Linked DNA regions of Homo sapiens: region 2 is linked to region 1. Evidence: chromatin loops called from intact Hi-C (ENCODE). Cell type or tissue: OCI-LY7. All regions are shown on one strand. Links, peaks and the distances in the headings refer to the core of each region. The heading gives the core; the rest is flanking DNA. Region 1 overlaps TDRD5 (tudor domain containing 5). Region 2 overlaps AXDND1 (axonemal dynein light chain domain containing 1).

What was found. Peaks named below come from ENCODE experiments on the same cell type or tissue, not always from the same donor. Only the 100,000 strongest peaks of a DNase experiment are listed, where the experiment ranks them.
Region 2: it touches region 1 in a loop (5-fold over the local background); 1 of 110 quality-filtered maps calls a loop at or near these places.

Annotation. Positions count from the first base shown.
Region 1 is chr1:179,593,559-179,604,330 of GRCh38, reverse strand. TDRD5 (tudor domain containing 5) reads right to left here. Exons shown (of 18, transcript NM_001199085.3): 3 at 10,464-10,772; 4 at 8,513-8,703. Among named protein-coding and RNA genes, the nearest start is that of TDRD5, 7.1 kb to the right of the region's middle. RefSeq lists an enhancer at 5,541-5,600. In OCI-LY7, for the core only: CTCF peaks have their summits at 4,292 and 4,496 (motif pointing right); DNase peaks (open chromatin) are centred at 4,500 and 5,520; H3K27ac peaks cover 609 bases.
Region 2 is chr1:179,433,006-179,443,777 of GRCh38, reverse strand. All of the region lies in intron 15 of AXDND1 (axonemal dynein light chain domain containing 1), which reads right to left. Among named protein-coding and RNA genes, the nearest start is that of AXDND1, 72 kb to the right of the region's middle. RefSeq lists an enhancer at 2,024-2,524. In OCI-LY7, for the core only: no CTCF peak of the experiment used is centred there; DNase peaks (open chromatin) are centred at 5,347 and 6,367; H3K4me3 peaks cover 1,807 bases; H3K27ac peaks cover 2,924 bases.

The DNA.
Region 1 (10,772 bases), core at 2,427-6,426:
AAGCTGGTTCTTTGAAAAGATAAATAAAATTAATAGACCATTAGAAAAATAAACCAAGAAGAGAAGAGAGAAAATCCAAATAACCTCATCAAGAAATGAAACAGGAGATATTATAACTGACACCACTGAGATACAAAAGATTATTCAAGGCTACTACAAACACCTTTATGCACATAAACTAGAAAACCTAGAAGACATGGATAAATTCCTGGAAAAATACAACCTGCCTAGCTTAAGTCAGGAAGAATTGGATACCCTGAACAGCCAATAATAAACAGTGAAATTGAAATGGTAATTTAAAAATTACCAACAAAAAAAAGTCCAGGAGAAGACAGATTCACAGCAGAATTCTAATAGACATTCAAAGAAGAATTGGTACCAATCCTTTTGACACTATTCCACAAGCTAGAGAAAGAGGGAAGCCTCCCTAATTCATTCTATAAAACCAGCATCACCCTAATACCAAAATCATGAAAGGACATAACAAAAAAAGAAAACTACAGATCGATATCCCTGATAAACATAGATGCTAAAATCCTTAACAAAAATACTAGCTAACCAAATGCAACAACATATCAAAAAGATAATCCACCATGATCAAGTGAGTTTCATACCAGGGAGGCAGGGATGGTTTAACATATGCAAGTCAATAAATGTGATACACCACATAAACAGAATTAAAAACAAAAATCACATGATCAACTCAATAGATGCAGAAAAAGCATTCAACAAAATCCAGCATTGCTTTATGATTAAAACTCTCAGCAAAATCGGTACACAAGGGACATAGCTCAATGTAATAAAAGCCATCTATGACAAACCCACAGCCAACATAATACTGGATGGGTAAAGTTGAAAGCATTCCCTCTGAGAGCTGGAAGATGACAAAGATGCCCACTCTCACCACTCCTCTTCAACATAGTACTGAAAGTCCTAGCCAGAGCAATCAGACAAGAAAAATAAATAAAGGACATCCAAATCAGTAAAGAGAAAGTCAAATTGTCATTGTTTGCTGACAATATGATCATTTACCTTGAAAACCCTAAAGACTCCTCCAGAAAGATCCTAGAGCTGATAAAAGAGTTAAGCAAAGTTTCCAGATACAAGATTAATGTACACAAATCAGTAGCCCTTCTATACACCAAAAGTGACCAAGCGGAGAGTCAAATCAAGAACTCAACCCCTTCACAATAGCTGCAAAAATAACAAAATACTTAGGAATATACCTAACCGAGGAGGCAAAAGACCTCTACAAGGAAAACTACAAAACACTGCTGAAAGAAATTATAGATGAAACAAACAAATGGAAACACATCCCATGCTCATGGATGGATAGAATCAATATTGTGAAAATGACCATACTGCCAAAAGCAACCTACAAATTCAACGGAATCCCCATCATAATATCACTATCATTCTTCACAGAATTAGAAAAAACAATTCTAAAATTCATATGGAACCAAAAAAGAGCCCGCATAGCCAAAGCAAGACTAAGCAAAAAGAACAAATCTGGAAGCATAACACTACCTTATTTCAAACTATACTATAAGGCTATAGTCAACAAAAAAGCATGCTACTGGTATAAAAATAAGCACATAGACCAATGGAACAGAATAGAGAACCCAGAAATAAACCCAAATACTTACAGCCAACTGATCTTTGACAAAACAAACAAAAATATAAAGTGGGGAAAGGACACCCTTTTAAACAAATGGTGCTGGGATAATTGGCTAGCCGCATGTAGGAGAATGAAACTGGATCCTCATCTCTCACCTTACACAAAAATCAACTCAAGATGGATTAAGGACTTAAACCTAAGACCTGAAACTATAAAAATTCTAGAAGATAACATTGGAAAAACCCTTCTAGACATTGGCTTAGGCAAGGATTTCATGACCAAAAACCCATCAGTAAGAAAAAAAACAAGCAATCCCATCAAGAAGTGGGCTAAGGACATGAATTGACAATTCTCAAAAGAAGATATACAAATGGCCAACAAACATATGAAGAAATGCTCAACATCACTAATGATCAGGGAAATGCAAATCAAAACCACAATGAGATACTACCTTACTCCTGCAAGAATGGCCATCATCAAAAAATCAAAAAACAGATGTTGGCATGAATGCGGTTAACAGGGAACACTTCTATGCTGCTGGTGGGAATGTAAACTAGTATAGCTGCTAAGGAAAACACTGTGGAGATTCCTTAAAGAACTAAAAGTAGGCCAGGTACGGTGGCTTATGCCTGTAATCCCAGCACTTTGGGAGGCCGAGGTGGGTGGACTGCCTGAGCTCAGGAGTTCACAACCAGCCTGGACAACATGGTGAAACCCCATATCTACTAAAATACAAAAAATTACCTGGGCGTGATGGCGTGTGCCTGTAGTCCCAGCTACTCGGGAGGCTGAGACAGGAGAACTGCTTGAACCCAGGAGATGGAGGCTGCAGTGAGCCAAGATTGTGCCACTGCACTCCAGCCTGGGCGACAGAGCAAGACTCCATCTCAAAAGGAACTGAAAGTAGAACTACCAGTTGATCCAGCAATCCCACTACTGGGTATCTACCCAGAGGAATCATTATACGAAAAAGATACTTGCAGATGCACATTTATAGCAGCACAAATTGCAATTGCAAAATCATGGAACCAACCCAAATGCCCATCAATCAACAAGTGAATAAAGAAACTATGGTATCTATATACAATGGAATACTACTCAGCCATAAAAAAGGAATGAATCAGTGGCATTTGCTGTGACCTTGATGAGACTGGAGACTATTATTCTGAGTGAAGTAACTCAGGAATGGAAAACTAAACATCATGTTTTCACTGATATGTGGGAACTAAGCTATGAGGACGCCTAGGCATAAGAATGATACAAAGACTTTGGGGACATGAGGGGAAGGGTAGGAAGGGGGTGAGGGATAAAAGACTACAAATAGGGTGCAGTGTATACTGCTTGGGTGATGGGGGCACCAAAATATCACAAATTACCACTAAAGAATTTACTCATGTAACCAAATACCACCTGTACCTCAACCACCTGTGGAAAATAATAAAACAAACAAACAAAAACCCAAAAAACAAAATAGCCAAACCATAAACCAACTGAACTAAAAGGTAAAATAGACAAATCTATAATTATGTTTGAAAATTTCAATACTCCTCCCTCAGTAGTTCATTAAAAAAGTTAAAAAGAAATCAATGACATAACTGACTTAATTGACATTTATAGAATATTATACTCAAATATAGCAAAATACATATTCTTTTGAAGTGAATTATGAAACATTTACCTAGATAAACATATTCTGAGCCATATGAGTCTCAATAAATATATAAGGAATGAAATCTATGTTGTTGGACCACAATGAAATTCGAACAGAAACATCTCTGAAAAAAATCCCCAAATATTTGGATATTAAACAACACACTTCTAAATAATCCATGATACAAAGAAAAAACCAAAAGGGAGATTAGTAAATTTTGACCTGAAAATGAGTTTTCCTATCAAATTTGAATTTCATATCAAAGTTTGGGAGATGTAGCTATAGCAATACTTAGAAGAAATTTATAACCTTAAATGTTTACATTAAAAAGGGAGCAAAATCAATGACCAAACTTCTACCTTAAGAGCAAAGAGGAAATTAACCCAAAGTAAACAGAAGTTACAAAACAATGAGAACAGAAATCAATGAAATAAAAAGTGGAAAAATAAAAAAAATTATCAAAACTAAAAACTTGTTCTTTGAAAAATACAGCCATGCATCTTTTAACAATGGGGATACATTCTGAGAAATGCATTATTAGGTGATTTCATTGTTGTACAAACATAGAATGTACGTAACACAGACCTAGATGGTATAACCTTACTACACACCTAGGATATATGGTACAGCTTATTGCTCCTAGGCTACAAACCTGTACAGCATGTTACTGTACTGAATACTATAGGTAACTGTAACACAGTAGCATTTGTGTATCTAAACACAAGAGGTACAGTAAAAATACAGTATAAAAGATAAAATGGCACATCTGTATAAAGTACTTACCATAAATGGAGCTTGCAGGGTTGTACGTTGCTCTGGGTGAGTGGGTGGTGAATGTGTAGGCCTAGGACATTATTGTACACTACTGTAGACTTTATAAACATCATACACTTAGGCTATACTAAATTTATCTTGTCATGTGGTAAGGTGTTCAGGGACAATAATATGCATGGAGCTGTCATCACCTATGATAACAATGCCTTCCTTCTGGAATACTTCCTGAAGGAAATGCCTGAAGCTGTTTTACAATTAATTTTTTTAGTAAGGAGTGCACTCTAAAATAATGGTACAAAGTACAGTAAAAACACAAACCCATAACATGGTTGTTGATTGTCATTATCAACTATTATGTATTGTACATAATTGTGCTATATATATGACTGTCACCACAAATGTAAGTGTTGCATTGCACTATGTTGTTACAACAGCTACATCACCACCAGGTGGCAGGAATTTTCCAGTTCTGTTATAATTTTGTGGAACTACTGTTGCACATGCAGTCTTGTTGACACAAGTGTCATTATGTGGTGCATGACTGTGTATAAGTGAATAAATCTTTAGTGAGACTGATATGTGTATGAGAGAGATAGAGACAGATAAAGAGCAAGCATCACAGACCCTAAAGACCTTAAAATGTTACTGGGAGAACATTATGAACAACTTTATTTCAATAAATTTGACAACCTAGATGAAATGGACAGCACCTCGAAAGACAAGGTACCAAGGCTCATTTAAAAAAAAAAAAAGAAAGCATAAAATACAAAATAGCCCTATATCTGTTAAAGAAACTGAATTTGTTGTTTAAAACCTTTCTGCAAAGAAAGCTCCAATTTGGTTCACTGATAAATCCTATGAAATATTTAAGAAAAACAAATACCAATGCTACACAAACTCTTTCAGAATAAAGAGGTGGAAAAAAACTTCCCAACTCCTTTCACAAGAGGCCTGTATTAAAATGATTCCAAAACCAGATAAAAGCATTACAAGAAAACTACAGAATATATCTTATAAACATAAATGCAAAACCCTTAAAATATTAGCAAACTGAAGGTAGCAACATATAAAAAGGATACTATATGATGACCAAGCAGGATTCATCCAGAAATATAAGGTTGGCTGAATATAAAACCAAGAAAAGAAATTTTTAAAAAACAAAAGTCCTATAATAATTTCAATGTATGGAGAAAGAACATGACAAAATTCAACATACATTCAGGAAAAAAATTCTGAGAAACTAGGAATAGGAGGGAATTTTCTCAACCTGATAAAAGGCATCTAAAAAGCTACAGTTAATATCATAATTATGAAAGACTGAATATTTTCCCCATATAGTTAGGAACAAGTCAAGATTTTCCACTCTCACATTTATATAATATTATATAATACTAGAGAGCCTACACTGTGTGGTAAGGGTTGGAGGAAAGGCAGATAGATTGAAAAGGAGGAAGTAAAACTGTCTTTACTCTCAGATGGCATGACGGTCTATGCAGAAAATCCAAACTCTACAAAATAGCTGCTAGAATGATTTGAATTACAGAACTGAGTTTATCAAGTACCATGACTCAAGGTCACAGGATACAAGGTCAACATACCCAAAAAAAAAAAAACCAATTGATTTTCTATTAGCAATGATTAGAAATTTTAAATACCATTTATAATAGCTAAAAAATATGAAAGGTGTAAAGGATAAGTTTAACAAAATATGCGCAAGCTTTATGCATTGAAAACTATAAAACATTGCTGAGAGAATGTAAAGACCTAAATAAATGAAGATATACCATGCTTTTGAATCAGCAGACTTGATACTGTTAAGATGTCATTTTCCCCCCAAACATATCTATAGATCCAATGTGATTCTAATGAAGATCACAATCTTATTTATTTCTGGCAGAAACTGACAAGTTGATTTGTATCAAATTAAATGTATCTGCAAATGCAAACCTAGAATATCCAAAGCACTTTTGAAAAATAACAAAGTTGCAAGACTTAACTACAGTCATGGGCTGCATTATGACTTATGGTCAACAATAGACCACCTGTATGATGGTGGTCCCACAAGATTATAATACTGTATTTTTTCTGTACCTTTTCTATGTTTAGATACACAAATACCCCGTTGTGTTACAACTGCCTACAGCATTCAGTCCAATAACATGCTATAATGGTTTGTAGCCTATGAGCAATAGGCTATACCATATAGCCTAGGTGTGTAGTAGGCTATATACCACCTAGGTTTATGTAACTGCATTCTATGATGATCATACAATGATAAAATCACCTAACAACACACTTCTCAGATCATATCCCTGTCATTGACACAGGACTATATATGACAAAGATATTATAAAGCTACAGGAATAAAGATAGTACAGTATTGGCAAAAACAGAAATGTAGATAAATGGACCTGAACAGAGTCTCAAAATAGAACTACACATGTGTGAGGTGAATGGAGGTGCCAAATTAATAAGGAATAACTGTCTATATGCAGAAAACTTTGATCCATGCCTGGTACCTTAGGCAAATCTGGCTTGAAATGGATAATATACCTAAATATAAGAACTGAAAACATAAAACTTCAAGAAAAACGTAGGAGAAAAACTTGTAACTTCGATTAAAATCCATTAGATAGGCAAGAATAAAAGAAAAATATGGGCCAGGCGTGGTGGCTCACATCTGCAATCCCAGCACTTTGGGAAGCTGAGGCAGGCAGATCCTGAGGTCAGGAGTTCAAGACCGGCCTGACCAACATGGTGAAACCCTGTCTCTAATAAAAATACAAAAATTAGCCAGGTGTGGTGGCTGACGCCTGTAATCCCAGCTACTCAGGAGGCTGAGGCAGGAGAATCACTTGAGCCCGGGAGACGGAAGTTGCAGTGAGCCGAGATCGCACCATTGCACTCCAGCCTGGGTGACAAGGTGAGACTCCCTATCAAAAAAAAAAAAAAAAAGAAAAAAAGAAAAGAAAGAAAAATATGAATAAATTAGACTGTATCAAAATTAAAGACTTTTCCACAACAGACAGGATTAAGGAAATGAAGAAGCAAACATCGGCCAGGAGAAAATATTTACAAAACACGCCTCTGATAAGGACTTACATCTAGAATATGTAAATTTTTCCAATTCAATACAATGACAACACAGTTTTATAAAATGGGCAAAATATTTGAATAGACACTTCAAAAAGGAAATACAAATGGCAAACACGCATGTGAAAAGATGCTCAACATTATCATTAGATTATTATGATCCAACTTAAAACCATGAGATAGCACTACACACCCACTCAAATGGCTAATATTTTTAAAACTGACAATCCCAAATGTTAACAAAGATGTGTAACAACTACAACTCTCATACATATCTAATGGGAAAGGAAAGTCATACAGCCACTTTGGAAAACAATGGTAATTTCTTATCAACATACACTTACTATATGATGCAGTAATCCAACCCCCAGGTATTTACACAAGAGAAATGAACTATGGCCATACAAGATGTATGCAAATAATGACAGTGGCTTTATAAGTAAAGGACCAAAGAGGAAATAACCCAAATGTCATCTAATGGGGAAGGTATAACAAATTTACGTGTATCTGTATAATGGACTAACACTAAACAAGAAAAAGGAACAAATTACTGATATATACATCTTGGATAAACCTCAGAAGTATTCTACTAAGTTAAAGAAGCCAAACACAAAAGATTAGATATTGTTTGATTCCATTTATATGAAATTCCTGGAAAGCCAAAATCATAGAAAGCAGTGGTTGTCTGTGGCTGCAGTTGGGGAAAGAAACTACAAAGTGGCATGAAGGAGCTTTTTTGGGGATGATGGAAATGTTCTGTTTTTTATTTTGATGGTGATTGTATAATTATATATTAATCAAAACTCGAACTGTGCACTTAAAATGAGTAAATTTTACTACATGTAAATTATGTTACTAAAGCTAATTTTAGTAGAAATCAGGCATTTTCATGTTTTGAACTTAATTTCCACGTGCTCATTCTGAGCTCTAACTTAAGTTGTTAACATGATGATTTAGTCAGGCATTTATTGGTTATATTCTAATAGTTTTTATTCAAAGTCCTTCAGCATTACAGTCACAGAAAAATACCAGGATTATTATGCTCAGGGACAGCCATTCAGAAGATATTTGTGAGGTAAATTGCAAATATGCTTCTGTAACTTTGGTGAGGAACTGGAACTAGAGATACAGATTTGGGAGTTGGGAGTCATTTGCAGAAAATAGTGGAAACTGTGGAGTTGATAAAATTGTACTCTTCTTTCACTCCACTTCTCACTTCTTACTAATCTACAGAACCATAGGAAATGCTTAGTCAAATTTGAAATAAGTGAATGACTTCAGTTTTTAAAAGGTCAACTTTTCCATCAGATCAAAGTGTTAACACCACTGAATTTAAAAACATCGTATATTTATATCTCCAAATTCTTATCTCTCACCTGGTTTAATTTTTCAGTGTGATTCAGTCTTGAAGTCTCCACTACATTTAACTTGGAAGTCTTTTCCATGCTCATTATTTGCTTCGGTGGTTCCATGTTTGAAGTGGGTTGTGAAAAGCATGGCTTTGCTACCGGAAAGCCTGTGGAGTATGACCCTTGTTTCATTCTAAATGGCTGGGTAAAAATTTTACCTTTTGTGAGTAATAGAAGAAGAAAGAAAAATTGTCACTAGCAACTTCTATTTCATTTTCCGGTGGCTACATACAGAGGCTACTGTGAGCTAACTGCCTTCAACTTAGAAGCAAAAATTAAGAAAAGAAAGCTGACATTTTTACATCAAGCCAAAACTTACATATAGTGTAAGTTATTAGTCATCCATAGAGGAAGACAGAGATCATTAAGTGTTACCAAAAGCTTGGGGCTATCTAAAAGTCCACTTAAGGTCACCTGAATCTAATTATAGAGAGGTGGGATTCAATATGTAAAAAGCTGTATCCCATTTAGGAGACAAAAAAGTCTCCAAGGAGCCTGCTTAGCACTATGCTTTTCAAACTGGATAACCACTAGTAGTAGTACCACAGTTCTGGGAGGATGAAAAGCTACAGAATAAAATATAAAATATAAATTCTTCAAGATTTGTAGGAAGGGGGAATACCACTGGAGAGGTGTATTCTGTTGCATGACATGAAAGATACATCACCAGACTTCACCACAGCCTAGCTCTTCCTTTACCCTAAGGTCAAGTTCACCAAAAAAAAACAAAAACAAAAAACAAAAAAACAACAGTTGACTTCAAGATATCCTGATGACAGAAGTAGGAACCATGGATGGAGAACATGAACAAAATCACTGGAAAGGAATATTCACCCCCCACTATTCAATAAATTGGTAAAGTGCTTTCTACAACTCAATCTCTTGCAAGTGTAATAGTATGAGTTAGTCTTCCCAAGTTTTAGGACTTCAAGAATACTGATAAAGTTGAGGGCTAGACTTGAAACACTTAGTGGCCTCCAGAGCCTTCCCTATCCAAGTATATCCTCATATCCTCAAACTACATCACCTACCACAGTGTAAATATTGGTTTATAAACTTGTGACACATCCTCTTGGTTCACCTATGTTAATCTAAATGCAGAAGTTGGAGAAAAAGAAAATCACTGAAATAAGCATAGAATTCTCCCAAGTAGGCTCCGCCTATGCTCAGTGTGTAAACTGTACATTGTCAAGGGAGATACTACCCAGATGGTCACACTGGTCTCTTGAGCCTTTAATAGACACAGCATTTGGGCAGAAATTCACTGGATGGGCAGCAATAAGAGCTGGGTATCTAACTCTAGCTGTACCACTTTTCCAGCCATGTGACTTTAGAAAAGCCATTTAATTTTCCTTAGCTTTGATCTCCCTATCTATAAGACACAGTTACTTACCCTACCTAGTATGGTAATGAGAATGCAAGGTAAAATGCTATACAGATAAGGTGGTTATTATTACACCACAAAAGTTACCAAAGTGTCTCCTAGGATAAGCCCCAGTGATGGCAAAGATTAGAAGGGTTAAGGCTAATAATTTAAGTATTTTAACTTTTCATTTTCCATATAGCTTATTTATATGAACACATTCATGTAAAGTTCATTTACAGTGTTCTAGAGAGAGCTGATCTTGTAGTTTTTAAAATAATAATAGCTACCACTTATTATCAGCTTACTAAATGCCAGAGATTTTACAGAACTCACCTCATGTAAGGTCCTCAACACAACCCTGAGAGGGAAATACTGTTATTTCTATTTTAAAGATGAGGAAAACTAAGGCTTAAGTAGATTGAACAGTTCGCCTGAGACCACTCAGCTGGCAAGTAGTAGAGCCAGGCTTCAACTCTAACGAACTCATAGACCTTAGTGATTACACACCCCTCTATGTGCCATGACTGCTCCAACATTTGCTCACATGCGTACCTGCTGGACATCCTCTCGGCTTTTCCTCTGTTACACTCTTCTTTAGCATCAACAAAGAACCTGCTCTGGTCTGCTCTACAGAAATGACATCTGAAGCCGCATTAAGCACTTCAAACATAGAGAGAAATCCATATTGCATGTATTGGAATGATCGTCCAAATCTTTTGGCAAATGCCTTTTCAAAATCAGAAAGAAGAACAGGAGATAACGCCAACAGGTCCTTCAACTCACTCTTCACAACAGCTGGAAGAATAGGGGCAACCCTTCCTCGGTAAGGTACTCGCCGATGAGATCTCGGTCCAGAATAAA
Region 2 (10,772 bases), core at 3,710-7,709, 160 kb after region 1:
GTATATAAATACAATGGGATATTATTGAACCTTGAAAAGAAAGAAAATTCTGACACTTGCTGCAAAATGGATGAACCCTGAGGACATTATGCTGAGGGAAATAAGCTACTCACAAAAGTAAAATACTGTATGATTCCACTTATATGAGATGCCTAGAGTAGTCACATTCATAAACAGAAAGTAGAATGAGATTGCCCAGGGGGTTGGGGGAGGCAGAAATAGGGACTTACAGTTTAATGGGTACAGAATGTCAGTTTGGGGAAAAGAAAAAGTCCTGGAAATGAATGGTGGTGATGGTTGTACAACAATATAAATATATTTAGGGCAACTGAACTGTATGCTTAAAAATGATTAAAATGGTAAATTTTGTGTTGTATATATTTTACCACAATAAAAAAAGATGTTATTAATTTTAAAAGTCCAATTTGTCCTTAAAAGCCAGATATAGGATAGGCACAAACATTACTTATGTCTGACAATTAGATAATAGCATTGAACTACCCTCACTTATAGGGAGCCGAAGCCCCGTGGGACGGGACCAACTCAGCGCTCCACTTGAGGCTATATGATCAAACAGCAAACTGTTTATCATGAATGCAAGATGTGAACAAACTCACACTGCGCCTGCCACCAAAAGGTTTGCTGAGGGACATCACTCCTTGGCGCTGGGCTCCTTGAAGTTATCTATTGAGAAATCTAGCACCTATTGTTCAAAGGATGCAGTCTCACAAGCCTGCTGTGAACCAAATGGCCCATTGACAATTACTCGACAATCACCGCCCCCCTTTCTCGCTATCTCTTTTACCTAATACATATGGAGCGCTGTGTAAAGCTCAGGGCCCTTGTGCACCAGAGGCAAGGTGCCCCCTGACCCCTTCTTCCAAATATACTCTTTTGTCTCTTGTCTTTTATTCCCACGTTCGCCCCACTTTGTTCAGTCCCCCTAGTTTCGTGCGGGTTACATAGTGGCATCCGAACACAGGACTTCAAGGATGTGAACAAAGAAGGTCTGCTGGAACAGAGGAACTAAAATTGACAAGGCAAACAGTGACCCCGGGATGAGTCTGCCGGCAGCGGATGTAAGGTCAGTGCCCTAAAGAGGTACCGAGAGCAGTGCTTTAAAGAAGTAATGGGAATGGGAAGTTTTCTGAATCAGGGTAACATGGAGCAGAATTTGTCTGTTGAAGAAAAACATTATGTACAGTTGCTTAAAATTTTGTTGAAACGAAATGGTCCTCAGGTTAGTTCTCAGACATTGACTAAGCTGCTGCAGGAGGTTATTACGCATAACCCATGGTTTCCACAGGCAGGCACTCTTGATGTGGAAAATTGGGATAGAGCAGGAGAAGGATTAAAACAGGCTCATCAAAAAGGTCTTAAAGTTGATTCTTCAGTTTTCTCCACGTGGAGTTTAGTTCGTACTGTACTTCTGCCATTATCTCCTTATTATTCTGCAGGACAGCAGGCTGAATCTAAAAATCTGAAAGAATCTGTCGTCCCACCCACAGCTCCAATTGAAAATAAAAACAGGAGAGGGAGGATAAAAAGTGGCCTATACCGCCTCTTCCAGTTGCAGAAACATCTGTACGGCCTCGTTTGGTAGCAGAAATAGAAACCCCAATACAAAGAATTTTACGCTGTGCTGCCATAGCTGGAGAGCCCTTAGGACCTTGTGCTTTTCCTAGTTCCGTAAGGCCTGATCCAAATAATCCACAGCAGGTTATTCATGAACACACTCCACTAGAGTTTAAGTTGTTAAAGGAATTAAAAGTAAGTGTGATAAATAATAGCGTACAGAGCCCATTCACCTTAAGATTGCTAGAATCTGTGTTTGGTGCTATGCGTCTTTTACCCTTTGATGAGAAACACTTGGCGTGAACTTGCTTGTCTGCTAGCGCATATCTGATATGGAATTTAAATTGGCAAGAAATGTCTGCAGACCAGGCTAGACAGAACCATGCTGCTGGAAATGGAGACATTACAGAGGATATGCTGTTAGGTAATAGCCCTTATTCAGACCTGGAATGTTAAATGGCACTCCCAGATGCTGCTTATCAGCAGTGTGTACAGGCCGCTAAATGTGCCTGGGCCACAATTCCTGAAGAGGGAGTCCCAGTACAATCTTTTTTACATACATGTAAGTGTCACAGGAACCCTATGTGCAAGTACTTGCAAGATTACAAGAGGCAGTGAAGCGTCAGATTCCTCATACCGTGGCCGCAGAAATGCTAACCTTAACTCTAGCTTTTGAGAATGCAAATGCGGATTGGAAATGTGCACTGGCACTGGTGAGGTGTACAAAAAACTTGGGAAATTTTCTCAGAGCTTGTCAGGATGTAGGAACTGAGCTTCATTGCTCTGCAGTGTTAGCACAAGCAATGGCTAATTTGGCAGTTGACAAATCTAAAAGGAGCCAAAGGTCAAGCCCTAAAATGGGAAAATGTTATAATTGTGGAAAAACTGGACATTTTAAAAAGGAATGCCGCCATATGTTAGGATAGAAAGGACCTTACAATGCTGTGCCCCACCCAACGGAAAAAACGCAGGACTTTGTCCTTGCTGTAACAAAGGAAATCAATGGGCCAATCAGTGCTGCTCAAAATTCATCAGAATGGCACTCTCCTGCCGGGTAACGAGACAAGGGCCTGGACTTGGGCCCCACACACAGTAAGAGTATTCCTAGTCCAGACCTCAACCCCGTTTCAGGGATGGGTTCCCGGAGGTACATTGATTCCCTCACCCTACTCCAGGTGGACAAACTTATTTTATTGATGGCCCTTCCAAAGGTTGTGCCACTATCTGTGGACCAAAACATACTCAAACAATAATGACCTCTGGGGTTTCAGCTCAACACTCAGAGCTAATTACAGTCATTCAGGTTTTAGAGCTCACAGCTTCAGATCCTATCAACATTGTCTGTGATTCAGCTTATGCTGTAAATGTAGCCGGTCGCATAGAAACTGCTACAATTAAAAGTATACTAGACCCAGAACTGCTGAATTTATTTTTAAGACTTCAACAAGTTATTCGCTCTCGTGCAGCTTCTCTTCACATTTCTCTTATTTGCTCTCACACACAACTTTCTGGGCCACTATCTCTAGGTAATGAGAAGCAGACAAATTGATTGGTTCTGTGTTTCAGCAAGCTCAAGTGTCTCACACGCTGCTGCACCAAAATACTTCTGCCCTTACTCGCCTGTTCCATTTATGTCACAGCCAAGCTAGGGCTATAATACAAGCCAGTCCTACTTGCCAGCATGTCTCCCTGGAGCCACACCTGTAGAATGCTGTAACCTATGAGGTTTGGCTCCAAATGAAATTTGGCAAATGGATGTTACACACATAGCAACCTTTGCTAAGCTCAGCTATGTTCATGTGACTATAGACACTTATTCTCATATGCTGCATGCTACATGCCAAACAGGTGAGACAGCTGGTCATGTACAGTGACATTGTCTGTCATCAGTTGCTCATATGGGATACCTGAACAATTAAAACTGACCATGGATCTGCTTATACTAGTATGCTTTTCAAAATTTCTTACAGCTTTGGGCTATAACCCACAAAATAGGAATTCCTTATAATCCTAGAGGACAAGGCATTATAGAGTGGGCACATCAAACATTACAATGCATGTTGAAAAGACAAAAAGGGGGTATAGGAAGCCAACTGCCACCTCAATCAAAACTATATTTAGCTTTATTTACTTTAAATTTTTTGACTCCTGGTACAAATGATAAGACTCCAGCAGAAAGACACTGGCAAGTGTTAGAGGAAAAGAGGAAAATTTATCCGAAAATGTTACGGATATCTGCAGAAGAAGGACAATGGAAAGGTCCAGTGGATTTACTGACGTAGGGACAAGGGTATGCTTGTGTTTTTACAGGAGATGGAGAAACCATGTGGGTGCCCTCAAGGTGCGTGTGGCCATGGAATGGGAGACTGGAGGAACCCAGGGTGGCCAACCATGGGCCCGGTCCCTCCGGTACGAGCCATGAGCCAGCTGAGCCTGAGTGCAAAGACGGAGAGAAGGCTGACAAGGGTCACGATGACATCAACCCTCATAACCTGGGGACAACTCAAGAAAACCATGCAGGAAGCTGAGAAACTACTGGAGCATCAGGGACAGGCAAAAACCCCTGATTCCATATTCTTGGCCATGTTAGCCATAATGTCCTGTGCAGTATGTTTTCCCTGTGCAGAGGCAAAAACATACTGGGCATATGTTCCCAATCCCCCAGCAGTACGACCTAAACTTTGGAGTGAAACTCCTCCTGAGATTTGTCATGATCAGGGAGAGTAGGCTCCAGGACCCCTAACTCCCCCTGACATAGAACAGTTAGATTCTCAGAATAATGTCATTAATTATACCTTCCACTGGAAGGACTTCCTTTGTGTATCACTACACAGACATCGCTCAGCCATAGCTGTCTTACAATTCAAGCTCAAACATGGTTGAGTCACTATGGAAAAATTATGTACTTATTAGGTCTTGGTTCTATTAATGTAACTGGTGTGCTCACCAACCATTCCTGGCCCAGTCGCCCTAATTGTGCTGATTATACAGAATAGATTCCATTCAATAGCTCCTATCCCCTTCTGTGGGCCCAGTGTCTTGGTCCACTGGCTAGAAAACAATCTATGGTAACTGGAGACATTGTGGATTGGAGACCTAAAGGTCAATTAGATGGAAAAGATGAAAATCAGAAATCATAGCACAAACTTCGCTGGCATTGGTAGCAAGCTTTTAATGCTTCTTCTTTATACAACACCGAGATCCAATCCCAGTCTGCCGCCCAGATTGCTTGGCATGGAGCAGGCTTTAGCCCACCTTTTCCTCTGGCATTATCCAGGGAGGAAAGGACCAATTCAAGAGACGATATAGAAGGCAGCACTCCCATTTATGAATGGCAACATCTGGGTTGGAATATTATCCAATAATAGCAATGGTAAGCGACACAGTCGCTTTTTTTGGCAGCTAGGAAGGACCAGCTCCAGGTAAACAATACCCAATTGACCTGCAAATCTTGCCAGTTATATCACTGCATTAATCATAGCACATTGCAAACACATAATATCCCTACTTTCAGGTTTTTGGTTTTTAGGTCGCATCCCTGGGCTACGGATTCCTGTTAATCTGTCTGAGCCTTGGGCTGCCACACCTGCTTTGCATTTTGTGAAACTTCTAACTCAGCTTACTCATCGTGTCCTAGAGCCTTAAGCATGATAATTTTTGCTATTGTTTCCTTGGTCACACTAATAACTTCTGTTGTGATGTCCTCTGTAGCTTTGCATGATTCTATTCAAAGAGCTCAGTACCTGAAGAAGTGGATGCACACAGCCGACCAAGCGTGGCCACTTCAGAATAAAATTAACACTGAGTTACAAATTGAAGTGGTAATGTTAAAATCCACGGTCCTATGGTTAGGGGAACAAGTACAAAGCTTGCAGTTGCAGCAGCAAATGCATTGTCATTTTAATCACACTCATATTTGTGTCACCAACGTAGAATATAACCAAAGTATCTGTGGGACCTTGTGAAAGCCGATTTGCCGGTAGCTTTCACATCCAACATCACCTTTGTTTTATTTTTATGTATTTATTTATTTATTTATTTACTTATTTTTGAGATGGAGTCTCACTCTGTGGCCCAGGCTGGAGTGCAGTGGCACGATCTTGGCTCACTGCAACCTCTGCCTCTCAGGTTCAAGCAATTCTCCAGCCTCAGCATCCTGAGTAGCTGGGATTATAGTCACCTGCCACCATGCCTGGCTAATTTTTGTATTTGTAGTAGAGACAGGGTTTCACCATACTGGTCAGGCTGGTCTTGAACTCCTGACCTGAGGTGATCCACCCACCTCAGCCTCCCAAAGTGCTGGGATTACAGGCATGAGCCACAATGCCCGGCCATTACCTTTAATATTGGTGAATTGCAAAACAAAATTCTTGATTTAAATAGGTAAACTCAAGAATTTCAGCCTTCTTTTGAAGACTGGACTGAATTCCAGCAAGGCCTGGAGAGCCTCAACCCTTGGACCTATCTGAAGCACCACCTTAACATCTTATATGTAGTTCTTGGAATAATGTTGTTTTGTCTCTGTCTTCTGTTCATAGTCTGTAAAATCGGATGGACCGCCAATTGGAAAATGAGAGCTGCCCAGCCTGGCCTTACATTCTTTCAATTAATACATAAACAGAAAGGGGGATATGTAGGGAGCCAAAGGCCTGTGGGATGTGACCAACTCAGCATTCCACTGGCGGCTATATGATCAAACAGCAAACTTTATCATGAAGGCAGGATGTGAGCAAACTCACACTGCGCCTGCCACCAAAAGGTTTGCTGAAGGACATCACTCCCTGCCACCAGGCTCCTTGAAGTTACCTACTGAGAAATCTAGCACCTATTGTTCAAAGGATGCAGTCTCGCAAGCCTGCTGAGAACCAAATGGCCCACTGACAATTACCCGACAATCACCCGCCCCCTTTCTCGCTATCTCTTTTGCCTAATAAATACAGAGGGCTTTGTAAAGCTCAGGGTCCTTGTCCACTAGAGGCAAGGTGCCCCCGACCCCTTCTTCCAAATATACTCTTTTGTCTTTTATTCCCACATTTGCCCCCCTTTGTTCAGTCCCCCTAGGTCTGTGCGGGTTACACTCACTGCCACCCAAGGAGATTTTCCTAATTTCTTTCCTTTTTTTTTTTTTTTTTTCAGTGAGTGTCTCTTTTATAGATGAAGAAGACATATGTTGGGAGAAACAAAGCTTTACAATGTAATATACAGTAGAGCTGTCATTTTAAGCTACACATGAAAGCAAAAGTTACTAATCTTTACCCTGCATAAGCAAATATATATTCAAAGAAGAAAAAAGTGTAAAGCTGATATCTACCGAGCTTTTTGTGTTCAACATAGACTTTTTTTTTTTTACTCTAAGTTTGGGGATACATGTGCAGAATGTGCAGGTTTGTTACACAGGTATACGTGTGCCATGGTGGTTTGCTGCACCTATCAGCTCATCATCTAGGTTTTAAGCCAAGCATGCATTAGCTATTTGTCCTAATGCCCTCCTTCCCCTTGCCCCTGCACCCTCCAACAGGCTCCAGTGTGTGGTTTTTCCCCTTCCTGTGTCCATGTGTGCTCATTGTTCAACTCCCAGTTATGAGTGAGAACAAGCAGTGTTTTGTTTTCTGTTCCTGTGTTAGTTTGTTGAGGATGATGGCTTCCAGCTTCATCCATGTCCCTGCAAAGGACATGATCTCATTCCTTTCTATGGCTGCATGGTATTTCATGGTGTATATGTACCACATTTTCTTTATCCAGTCTACCATTGATGGGCATTGGGTTGGTTCCATGTCTTTGCTGTTGTAAATAGTGCTGCAATAAATATACATGTGCACGTGTCTTTACAGTAGAATGATTTATCTTCCTTTGGGTATATACCCAGTAATGGGATTGCTGTCAAATGGTATTTCTAGTTCTAGATCCTTGAGGCATCACTACATTGTCTTCCACAATGGTTGAACCAATTTACATTCCCACCAACAATGTAAAGGCATTCCCATTTCTCCACAGCCTCACCAGCATCTATTGGTTCTTGACTTTTTAATAATCACCATTCTGACTGGCATGAGATGTATCTCATTGTGGTTTTGATTTGCATTTCTCTAATTATCAGTGATGTTGAGCTTTTTTTTTCTTCATGTTTGTTGGCCACATAAATGTCTTCTTTTGAGAAATGTCTGTTCATATCCTTTGCCCACTTTTTGAGGGGGTTGTTCATTTTTTTTTCTTGTAAATTTGTTTAAGTTCCTTATAGATTCTGGATATTAGACCTCTGTCAGATGGATAGATTGCAAAACTTTTCTCCCATTCTGTAGGCTGCCTGTTCACTCTGATGATAGTTTATTTTGCTATGCAAAAGGTCTTTAGTCTAATTAGATCCCATTTGTCAATTTTGGTTTTTGTTGCAATTGCTTTTGGCATTTTCATCATAAAATCTTTGCCCATGCCTATGTCCTGAATGGTATTGCCTAGATTTTCTTCTAGGGTTTTTATTGTTTGGGATTTTAAAGTCTTTAATCCATCTTGAGTAAATTTTTATATAAGATGTAAGGAAGGGGTCAAGTTTCAGTTTTCTGCATATGACTAGCCAGTTTTCCTAGCACCATTTATTAAACAGAACCTTTTCCCCATTGCATGTTTTTGTCAGGTTGGTCAAATATCAGATGGTTGTAGATGTGTGGTGTTATTTCTCAGGTCTCTGTTTGTTTTATTCCATTGGTCTATATGTCTGTTTTGGTACCAGTACCATGACGTTTTGGTTACTGTCATCTTGTAGCATAGTTTGAATCAGGTAGCATGATGCCTCCAGCTTTGTTCTTTTTCTTAGGATTGTCTTAGCAATATGCGCTCTTTTTTGGTTCCATATGAAATTTAAAGTAGTCTTTTCTAATTCTGTGAAGAATGTCAATGCTAACTTGATGGGAAAAGCATTGAATCTATAAATTACTTTGGGCAGTATGGCCATTTTCGCAATATTGATTTTTCCTATCCATGAGGATGGAATGTTTTTCCATTTGTTTCAGTTCTCTCTTATTTCCTTGAGCAGTGTTTTGTAGTTCTCCTTGAAGAGGTCCTTCGCATCCCTTATTGGCTGTATTCCTAGGTATTTTATTCTCTTTTTAGCAGCTATGAATGGGAGTTAATCCATGATTTGGCTCTCTGCTTGTATATTGTTGGTGCATAGAAATGCTTGTGATTTTTGCACGTTGATTTTGTTTCCTGTGATTTTGCTGAAGTTGCTTATCAGCTTAAGGAGTTTTGGGGCTGAGACGATGGGGTTTTCTAAACATAGAATCATGTCAACTGCAAACAGAGATAATTTGACCTCTACCCTTCCTATGTGAATACTCTCTATTTCTTTATCTTGCCTGATTGTCCTGGCCAGAACTTCCAATACTATGTTGAATAGGAGAGGTGAGAGGGTACCCTTGTCTTTTCAAAGGGAATGCTTCCAGATTTTGCCCATTCAGTATGATATTGGCTGTGGGTTTGACATAAATAGCTCTTATTATTTTGAGATATGTTCTATCAATACCTAGTTTATTGAGAGTTTTTAACATAAAGGGATGTTGAATTTTGTGAAAGGCCTTTTCTGCAACTACTGAGATAATCATGTGGGTTTTGTCATTGGTTCTGTTTATGTGATAGATTACATTTATTGATTTGTGTATGTTGAATCACCCTTGCATCCCAGGGATAAAGCCGACTTGATCATGGTGGATAAGATTTTTGATGTGCTGCTGGATTCGGTTTGCCAGTATTTTATTGAGGATTTTCGCATCAATGTTCATCAGGGATACTGGCCTGAAGTTTTCTTTTTTTTGTTGTGTCTCTGCCAGGTTTTGGTATCAGGATGATGCTGGCCTCATAAATGAGTTAAGGAGGAGTCCCTCCTTTTCAATTGTTTGGAATAGTTTCAGAAGAAATGGTAACAGCTCCTCTTTGTACCTCTGGTAGAATTTGGCTGTGAATCTGTGTGGTCCTTGGCTTTTTTTGGTTGGTAGGTTATTAATTACCAAGCAAATGGAAAGCAAAAAAAGCAGGGGTTGCAACACTAGTCTCTGACAAAATAGACCTTAAACCAACAAAGATCAAAAAAGACAAAGAAGGGCATTACATAATGGTAAAGGGATCAATTCAATGAAAGAGCTAACTATCCTAAATATGTATGCACCCAACACAGAAGCACCCAGATTCATAAAACAAGTTCTTAGAGACCTACAAAGAGACTTAGACTCCACAATAGTAGTGGGAGACTTTAACACCCCACTGTCAATATTAGACAGATTGATGAGACAGAAAATTAACAAGGATATTTCGGACTTGAACTCAGCTCTGGATCAAGTAGATCTAATAGACATCTACAGAACTCTCAACCCCAAATCAACAAATCTTCTCAGTGCCACATGGCACTTATTCTAAAATCATCCACACAATTGGAAGTAAAACACTCCTCAGAAAATGCAAAAGAACTGAAATCATAACAAACAATCTCCCAGACCACAGTGCAATCAAATTAGAACTCAGGATTAAGAAACTCACTCAAAACCATACAACTGCATGGAAATTGAACAACCTGCTCCTGAATGACTCCTGGGTAATAATGAAATTAAGGCAGAAATCAAGAAGTTCTTTGAAACCAATGAGAACAAAGAGACAACACACCAGAATGTCTGGGACACAGCTAAAGCAGCGTTAAGATGGAAATTTATAGCACTAAATGCCCACATCAGAAAACTAGAAGGATCTCAAATCAACACCCTAACATCACAATTAGAATAACTGGAGAAGCAAAAGCAAACAAATCCAAAAGCTAGCAGAAGGCAAGAAACAACTAAGATCAGAGCAGAACTGAGGGAAATAGAGATGTGAAAAACCCTTCAAAGAATCAATGAATCCAGGAGCTATTTTTTTTGAAAAAATTAACAAAATAGACCACTAGCTAGACTAATAAAGAAGAGAGAAGAATCGAATAGACACAATAAAAAATGATAAAGGAGAAATCACTACTGATCCCACAGAAATACAAACTACCATCAGAGAATACTATAAACACCTCTATGCAAATAAACTAGAAAATCTAGAAGAAACGGATAAATTCCTGGACACATCACCCTCCCAAGACGAAACCAGTAAGAAGTTGAATCCCTGAACAGACCAATAACAAATTCCTGATTTCTTTTCTAGCAGCCTAACTTAATTTGACCCAAAAA